Regions from separate parts of the Homo sapiens genome. Here region 2 is linked to region 1. A link is an interaction called in ENCODE POLR2A ChIA-PET data of the cell type or tissue named here. Cell type or tissue: K562. All regions are shown on one strand. Links, peaks and the distances in the headings refer to the core of each region. The heading gives the core; the rest is flanking DNA.

Region 1 (4,262 bases), core at 262-4,261:
TATTAAGAAGACTCAGGCTGAATTGCTTGAACCCAGGAGGCAGAGACGCAGTGAGCCGAGATCACACCACTGCACTCCAGCCTGGGCAACAGAGTGAAACTCTGATTCAAGAAAAAAAAAAAAAAACTCAGGCCAGGTGCAGTGGCTCATGCCTATAATCTCAGCACTTTGGGAGGCTGAGGTGGGAGGATCTTGAGGCCAGGAGTTCGAGACCAGCCTGGGCAACTTGGCAAGATGCTATCTCTCCAAAAAAATAGCCGGGTGTGGTGGCGCATGCCTGTGGTCCCAGCTACTAGGGAGGCTGAGATGGGAGTATTGTTTGAGCCCAGGAGGTTGAAGCTTGCAGTTAGCTGTCTTCATACCACTGCACTCCAGCCTGGGTGACAGTGACCCTGTGTCAAAAAAAAAAAAAAAAAAAAAAAAAAAAAACCTGCACCAAGGTGTGGTGGCATCTTAGCACTCTGGGAGGCCGAGGTGGGAGGATTTCTTAAGGCCAGGAGTTTGACAGCAACCCGGGCAACATAGCAAGACCCTATCTCTACAAAAAATTTAAAAATTAGCCAGGTGTGATGGTGCACACCTATCGTCCCAGCTACTCAGGGGGCTGAGGTGGGAGGGTGGCTTGAGACCAAGAGTTTGGGTCTGCAGTGAGCTGTGATTGCACCACTGCACCCCAGCCTTACAAAAAAACAAAACAAAAAAAGACGTGCACCCGGAAAGTTGTGACAACACTGTGTTTTTACATCAGATGATGTCAGTGAAGAGCATTCAACTTGGTGTTGGGGGCTAGAGGAAAGCTCAAGGTGGCAGGGAAAGTGAAGGAGTGGGGCATTTGGGTGGAGCAGGGCTAAATGGAAAGAAGGGACAAAGCAATAAAAATAAGTGGTGAGCAAAGGGGAATAAACAGGCTGAGAACAGAAGTGGCAGCTCAATACTGGAGGCACAGGCACTATTACCGTGCTAACATTTGATATCAAAGGAAGACAAAATCTAAATGTAAAGTCAGGAGTGTGTAACTGTCACACACACTCCTTTTTAACACCCCTGGGGCTTGAACAAGAACGGGGAGAGGTAGCAGATACATTCATGATGTCTTACTCAGTAGAATTATTCCAGATTTTCTCCCCTTTAAAGAGACCACTATCAGCTCCCCTTTAAAGAGACCATTATCTTTCTCCCCTTTAAGAGATCATTATCAGCTTTCTTCATCCTTCTTCTTAGGCTGAGACAGGTGAGAAGGCAGCCATGAAAATAAATGTCCAAAGGACTATGATGGACAGTGCTCTGGAAAGGGACTCATCAGGTAGAAAATGAATACATCCTGGCTGGGTGTGGTGGCTCACGCCTGTAATCCCAGCACTTTGGGAGGCCGAGGCGGGCGGATCACCTAAAGTCAGGAGTTCAAGACCAGCCTAGCCAATGTGGTGAAACCCCTTCTCTTTTAAAAATACAAAAAAATTAGCCGGGTTTGGTGGCAGGAGCCTGTATAGTCCCAGCTACTCGGGAGGCTGAGCCAGGAGGATCACTCGAACCCTAGAGGTGGAGGTTGCAGTGAGCCGAGATTGTACCAGTGCACCCCAACCTAGGTGACAGAGCGAGACTATCTCAAAAAAAAAAAAAAAAAAAAAAAAAAAAAAAGAAACAGAAAAGAATCCAGGGGCTCACTCCTGTCATCTCAGTACTTTGGGAGGCCGAGGTGGGAGGACTGCTTCAGCCCAAGAGTTCAAGACCAGCCTGGGCAACATGGTGAAACGCTGTCTATATAAAAAAATACAAAATCACCTAATCGTTAAAAAAAAAAAAAAAAAAAAAAAAAGCCAGGTGTGTGGTGGTGCACGCCTATAGTCTCAGCTACTCAAGAGGCTGAGGTGGGAGGATCACTTCAGCCCCAGAGGTGGAGGCTACAGTGAGCCAGGATCATACCACTACACTCTAGCCTGGGGACAGAGTGAGACCCTATCTCAAAAGAAAAGAAAAAAAGAACATAAATACATCCAGAAGTATTATTGCTCTTCCTGGGACATCAGGGCCACCAGTGCTGCCTGTACGTCTTCTGCCTGGGATGGGGGCAGCCGACAGTCCTGAATGAGGGCCACAGCAGCTGCCTCTGTCAGGCTGCTGAAGTCCTGGGATGTTTTGACAGGGAGGTGCCCAGCCAGCTCACAGAGGGCAACATTGAAAGCTTCACCGTCCTTTATCCCAAAGCTGGACTTCCGGGCCCACAGAATTACTCGGACCCCTGTGAGGGCTGAGGAAGGTGATGTCTTTCCCGGCGGAGCTCCCCGGGTGACAAACAAGTTATGAGCAATCTCATGGTCAGTCAGATAATCAGTGGCCCGACATACCCTGCTTATCAAGGACTCCAAGTCAGGCCCTGGCCCACGAGTGTAAAAGAGGAAGCCAGGAGCTGGGAGGTCCTGGAGCAGATGCAAATGGCCTCCAGGGTCCAGGGGCTCGCTTGGCGCCTGCTCCACGGGCAGTCTGTGGGCCAGGTAATAGCCATGCAGGTGGAGGTGGTTCACCGAGGCCAAGCCTCCCAGGCTGTTGAAGCCGACACGGAAGCCCGGGTGTAAGCTCAGCAGCACAGCCTCAATCCCTGCCCTCAGTGCACCCGGCAGCAGGCGCTGGGGGAGCTGGCGGGCAGGCTCAGGCACCAGCAGCACGTGGCCCCACTCCAGGGGGCTGACGTTGATCACCACCAGGATGTCTTCTTGCAGCAGAGTCCCAGGGAGATCAGGCTCCCGGTGCAAACGGAAGAGGACTTCTCCGGGCCGGATCTTGTTGAAGTTGAACTGTACAGGGTCAAATGCCTGCCTCACACTCTTGATGGTCTGCGGGGGCCTCCTCTGCACACCACGCTCCACATTCAGCTGAGCCACGAAACCCACAGCACCAGGGAGGATTTGGGTCTGTAGCTCCCGTAGACGGTAGCGAAACAGCCCCAGCTCCACCCGCTGCTTCCAGGCAGAGCAGAGTGCAGCATCAAAGGGAGATTGTGGCAGAGCATCTGGGATGCCAGGTGCATTCCTTGGCCACTGAATCCCTTCTGCCATGAGATCCTTCTGCCCATAAACAAAGTCAGGAATGGTTTGCCTGCCCCAGTCCTCATTGTTGGGAGGCAGCAAATAGGAAGTTTCGTTTGAATCATGTGGAAGAGCCATAGAGCTGACCTGAAATAGTCATAAAAGATGAAAACACATGATGGTAACCCACCTCCAGAGATTGTCATTGTATTTATTTATTTATTTTTTTTTTTGAGATGGAGTCTCACTCTGTCACCCAGGCTGGAGTGCAGTGGCAGTGATCTTGGTTCACTGTAACCTCCGCCTCCTGGGTTCAAGCGGTTCTCCCGCCTCAGCCTCCTGGGCAGCTGGGGTTACAGGCAGGCACCACCATGCCCGGGTAATTTTTGTATTTTTAGTAGAGATGGTGTTTCACCATGTTGGCCAGGCTGGTCTTGAACTCCTGACATCGGGTGATCCCTTTGCCTTGGCCTCCCAAAGTGCTGGGATTACAGGCATGAACCAACATGCACAGCTTATTTATTTATTTTTATTTTTTTGAGACAGAGTCTCACTCTGTTGCCCAGGCTAGAGGGCAGTGGCGCGATCTTGGCTCACTGCAACCTCCACCTCCTGGGTTCAAGTGATTCTCATGCCTCAGCCTCCCAAGCAGCTGGAATTACAGGCACCCGCCACCAGGCCCGGCTAATTTTTGTATTTTTAGTAGAGGCAGGGTTTCACCACATTGGCCAGGCCGGTCTTGAACTCCTGACCTCCGGTGACCCTCCCCTCTCGGCTTCCCAAAGTGCTGGGATTACAGGCCTGAGCCACTGCACCTGGCCTATTTATTTATTTATCACTCTGTCACCCAGGCTGGAGTGCAATGGCGCTATCTTGGCTCACTGCAACCTCTACCTCCCAGGTTCAAGCGATTCTCTGGCCTCAGCCTCCCAAGTAGCTGGGATTATAGGAATGTGCCACCACAGCCAGCTAATTTTGTATTTTTGGTAGAGACAGGGTTTCACCATGTTGGTCTGGCTGGTCTTGAACTCCTGACCTCAGGTGATCCACCCACCTCGGCTTCCCAAAGTGCTGGGATTACAGGTGTGAGCCACTGCGCCCAGCCACGGCCTATTTTATTTTGAAACAGGTTCTCACTCTGTCACCCAGGCAGGAGTGCAGTGGTGCATACATGTCTCCCTGAAGCCTTGACCTCCCAGGCTCAAGGGATTCTTTCACCTCAGCATCCCAAGTATCTGG
Region 2 (4,511 bases), core at 320-4,319, 93 kb after region 1:
CATGAGCTGTGACTGTGCCACTGCACTCCAGTCTGGGTGGCAGAGTAGGTCTTGTCTCAAAACAAAAATAATCAAAATAAATAAATATAAATAAAAACAAAAAAACAAGATTTTTGCAGAGATTCTTGTCTTAGTTTTTCCATTTCTGATGTTCCCATATTTTCTACAGGGAGCATATGTTGCTTTTGTAATCACAGAAGTGTAAGATAGTGGTATGGACTGAATTATGTTCACCAAGAAGTTCTAGCTTCATATGTATTTGTAGGTAAAGTCTTTAAAGAGGTAATTAAGTTAAAATGAGGTCCTTAGGGTGGGCCCTAATCCAGTAGGATGGCTGTCCTTATAAGAAGAGAAGATTAGGCAGGGCCAGGCACGGTGGCTCATGCCTGTAATCCCAGGACTTTGGGAGGCTGAGGCGGGCGGATCACTTGAGATCAGGAGTTGAGACCAGACTGACCACCTGGTGAAACCCCGTCTCTATTAAAAATTCAAAATTAGCCGGGTGTAGTGGTGCATGCCTGTAATCCCAGCTACTTGGGAGACTAAGGGAGGAGAATCGCTTGAACCCGGGAGGCAGAGGTTGCAGTGCGCCGAGATCACGCCATTACACTCCAGCCTGGGCAACAAGAGCAAAACTCTGCCTCAAAAAAATAAAAGGGAAGAGAAGATTAGGACACAGACATGCAAGAGGGAAAAATGTGAGGACACAAGGAGAAAATGGCCATCTGCAAGCCAAAGAGAGACACCTCAGAATAAATCAGCTCTGCAGACACCTTGATTGTGAACTTCTGGACTCTAGAATTGTAAGAAGCTAAATGTCTACGGTTTAAGCCACCCAGTCTGTGGAACTTTTGTTATGGCAGCCTACCAAATTTGTTTGCAAATTACATTGCAAACAAATGCAATGGTCAGGAGTTTGGGACCAGCCTGGCCAACATGGTGAAACGCCCGCCTCGGCCTCCCAAAGTGCTGGGATTATAGGCACGAGCCACCGCGCCCGGCTGTCGGTCACTTTTTGGTGCGTGGCTAGAATTTGAGCTTCAGTCTGTGAGTCAGGGACCAAGCAGAGGATCCCACAAAGCAAAGAGTGAGGTGTCTCTCCTGCAAGCTGCCACCACCGCAGTCACACCAACAGGCTCAGAAAGCCCTGAGAGCAGTTCTCAGTGAGGAGTGGTGCCCAATAGAAAGCCTATATCCCCTGTTGGTGACAGTGGGGAAGAGAAAGGCCGGAGTCAGGGAAGTGGTGGCTCTTGGCCAGAAGAATATTCCAAAGAGCAGACGGCAGAACGTTCCATTTGGTGGCCCCTTGGGGCCCACCATATACCCAGGTGTTCTGACCCTGTTGTGGGTTCCAGACCCCTTTGGAAATCCAATGAGAATAAGGAACCACCCCCTAGAAAGACACAAACACACACACACACACACACACACACACATAGATTTGGACACTAATTCAGGGAGTTTGTGTCCTCCTTGAGCCAACATTCAGGTTCTCTAATTTCAAACCTCTGCTCTACTGAGAACCATAAAAAAGCAGTTTATGGAACTGTTCGACCTGGCTCCTGCCAGTGCAAAAACTGTTCACTGAGCAGAAGACGAGATGGGACTGAAAGGTAAACAGTCAGATGTAAACAAAGAGAAAGCCAGGAACCTTTACACAAACATTCCCGCAAAGCAGGAGGCTGCAGGCTCCATGTGGCTCTGAACACAGCTTTTCTGATAGCAGAGACTGAATTGGGCACAGAACATCTGCTTTGCGTAATGTGCTCTTTGCAGAGGCAGGCAACAGAACCTGTGGCCCCAGAAATGTTTCCCCTTGAGCTGAAGCTTATCAGAGAACAGAAAGATAGGTGGAACCACGTTCCAGTGTAGATGAAACTGACCAATATGATAAGAAAATGAAACTGTGAACATGTATGAGTAAGCCCCAGGGTTTTGTGTGGCCATCTTCAGGGACTCTTGTAGGCAGTGACGACATGGTAGGCTTGGGAAGCTCTCTGGGCTCACTCCTACATTCTCTGAACACTAGACTGTAAGTAGTAGAGAAGTAAGGGCTCTTGCCTATATATTGGATTATTGTTTTCTTTCTTTCTTTCTTCCCTCCTTCCTTCCTTCCTTCCTCTCTCTCTCTTTCTTTCTTTCTTTCTTTTTGAGATAGAGTCTTGCTCTGTCACCCAGGCTGGAGTGCAGTGGCGCAATCTTGGCTTGCTGCAACCTCCGCCTCCAGGGTTCAAGCAGATTCTCCTGCTTCAGCCTCCCAAGTAGCTGAGACTACAGGCACGCACCACCACACCTGGCTAATTTTTGTATTTTTAGTAGAGATGGGGTTTCACCATGTTGGCCAGGCTGGTCTTGAACTCCTGACCTCAAGTGGTCTGCCTGCCTCGGCCTCCCAAAGTGCCGGGATTACAGGTGTGAGCCACTGCACCCAGCTGCAAGCAGCTTTTTGATGACCTCCTATGGGAGATGAGATTTGTGAAGCTGACAGCATAGCACAGTTGTTAGGACACCAGACTGTGGACCCTCAGTTGGCTGACCTTGGTGGCTCAGATTCCAGCTCAGCCCTTTTCTTTCTGGGTAGCAATGGGCAAAGTGCTGAAGCACTTTCTGTGTAAATTTTCTCATCTGTAAAATGAGGATAACAAAAGCACAGTTGTGAGGACTAACACAGCTAAAGCACTTAGACAGCTGCATCTAATAGTGTAGCCATCAGCCACAGTACCTACTGAGCACTTGAAATGTGGCTTGTCTATCCCAGCTACTTGGGAGGCTGAGGCAAGGAGAATTGCTTGAACCTGGGAGGCGGAGGTTGCAGTGAGCTGAGATCGTAACAATGCGAGACTCCATCTCAAAAAAAAAAAAGAAAAAGTAAAACAAAAAGAAAACGTGGTTTGTCTAAACTGAGATGTACCCTGCGTGGTGCTCGCGCCTGTAATCCCAACACTTTGGGAGGCTGAGTCGGGAGGCCAGGCACAGTGGCTCACACCTGTAATCCCAACAGTTTGAGAAGCTGAGGCGGGAGGATCGCTTGAGCCCAGGAGTTTGTGACCAGCCTGGACAACATGGTGAGACCCTGTCTCTACAAAAAAAAAAAAAAAAATTTAAAAATTAGCCTGGTGTGGTGGCATGTGCCTGTAGTCTCAGCTACTCGGGAGGCTGAGGAAGGAGGACTGCTTGAGTTTAGAAGGTCAAAGCTGCAGTGAGCCATGATTGTGCCACTGCACTCCAGCCAGGGTGACAGAGTGAGACCCTGTCTCAAAAAAACAAAACAAACAAAAAAACCCTGAAATGTGATGTATGCATAAATTCACATCGGATTTTGAAGACTTCATACAAAAAAGGCCAGGTGCAATAGCTCATACCTGTAATCCCAGCACTTTGGGAGGCTGAGGTGGGTGGATTGTTTGAGTCCAGGAGTTTGAGACCAGCCTGGGCAACATCGTGAAACCCCATCTTTACAAAAAATACAAAACATTATCAGGGCCTGGTGGTACGCGCCTATAGTCCCAACTACTCGGGAGGCTGAGGTGGAAGGATCACCTGAGCCTAGGGGAGGTCAAGGATGTAGTGAGTTGTGATCGTGCCACACTCCAGTCTAGGCAACAGAGTGAGACCCTGTCTCAAAAAAAAGTAAAATAACTCCCTAATTATTGATTATATTGGGTTACATAGAATATATTGTAATACATAGAATATATTATTTGTTTGTTTGTTTTTGAGATGGAGTCTCACTCTGTTGCCCAGGCTGGAGTGTAGTGGCACCATCTCGGCTCACTGCAACCTCCACCTCCAGGCTGGAGTGTAGTGGCACCATCTCGGCTCACTGCAACCTCCACCTCCAGGCTTCAACCGGTTCTTCTGCCTCAGCCTCCTGAGTAGCTGGGATTACAGGCGTATGCCATCACGCCTGGCTAATTTTTGTATTTTTGGTAGAGACGGGCTTTCCCCATATTGGCCAGGCTGGTCTTGAACTTCTGACCTCAAGTGATCTGCCTGCCTCAGCCTCCCAAACTGCTGGGAGGACAGGAGTGAGCCACCACACTCAGTCTAAATAGAATATATTATTACAATTAATTTCACCAGTGGGTTTTTTGTTTTTACTTTTAAAAATGCAGCTACTAGAGTTTTTAAAACTACGCTCTTTTCTGCCATGGTGAAAAGTAAATTAATAAATTAAAAAACAACTACTAGGCCAGGCGCAGTGGCTCACGCCTGTAATCCTAGCACTTTGGGAGGCCGAGGCGGGCGGATCACCTGAGGTCTGGAGTTTGAGACCAGCCTGACCAACATGGAGAAACCCCATCTCCACTAAAAATACAAAATTAGCCGGGCATGGTGGCACATGCCTGTAATCCCAGCTACTCGGGAGGCTGAGGCAGGAGAGTCACTTGAACCCGGGAGGCGGAGGTTGCGGTGAGCCAAGATCACACTATTGCACTCCAGCCTGGGCAACAAGAGTGAAACTCCATCTCAAAAAAAACCCAAAAACAAACATTAACAACAACAACAAA

What was found. ChIA-PET counts read pairs that join two places held together with the same protein. Peaks named below come from ENCODE experiments on the same cell type or tissue, not always from the same donor. Only the 100,000 strongest peaks of a DNase experiment are listed, where the experiment ranks them.
Region 2: POLR2A ChIA-PET joins it to region 1 with 5 read pairs; 29 of 35 experiments call an interaction of 5 or more read pairs at or near these places.

The regions. Positions count from the first base shown.
Region 1 is chr15:90,239,808-90,244,069 of GRCh38, reverse strand. GDPGP1 (GDP-D-glucose phosphorylase 1) reads right to left here. Exons shown (of 4, transcript NM_001013657.3): 4 at 1-3,170. The coding sequence starts at 3,161. The coding sequence ends at 2,004. It also overlaps a transcript of CIB1 not described here. Among named protein-coding and RNA genes, the nearest start is that of TTLL13, 7.6 kb to the left of the region's middle. In K562, for the core only: no CTCF peak of the experiment used is centred there; a DNase peak (open chromatin) is centred at 2,319; H3K4me3 peaks cover 159 bases.
Region 2 is chr15:90,146,653-90,151,163 of GRCh38, reverse strand. No RefSeq gene overlaps it. Among named protein-coding and RNA genes, the nearest start is that of IDH2, 46 kb to the right of the region's middle. RefSeq lists an enhancer at 1,766-1,975. In K562, for the core only: no CTCF peak of the experiment used is centred there; a DNase peak (open chromatin) is centred at 1,883.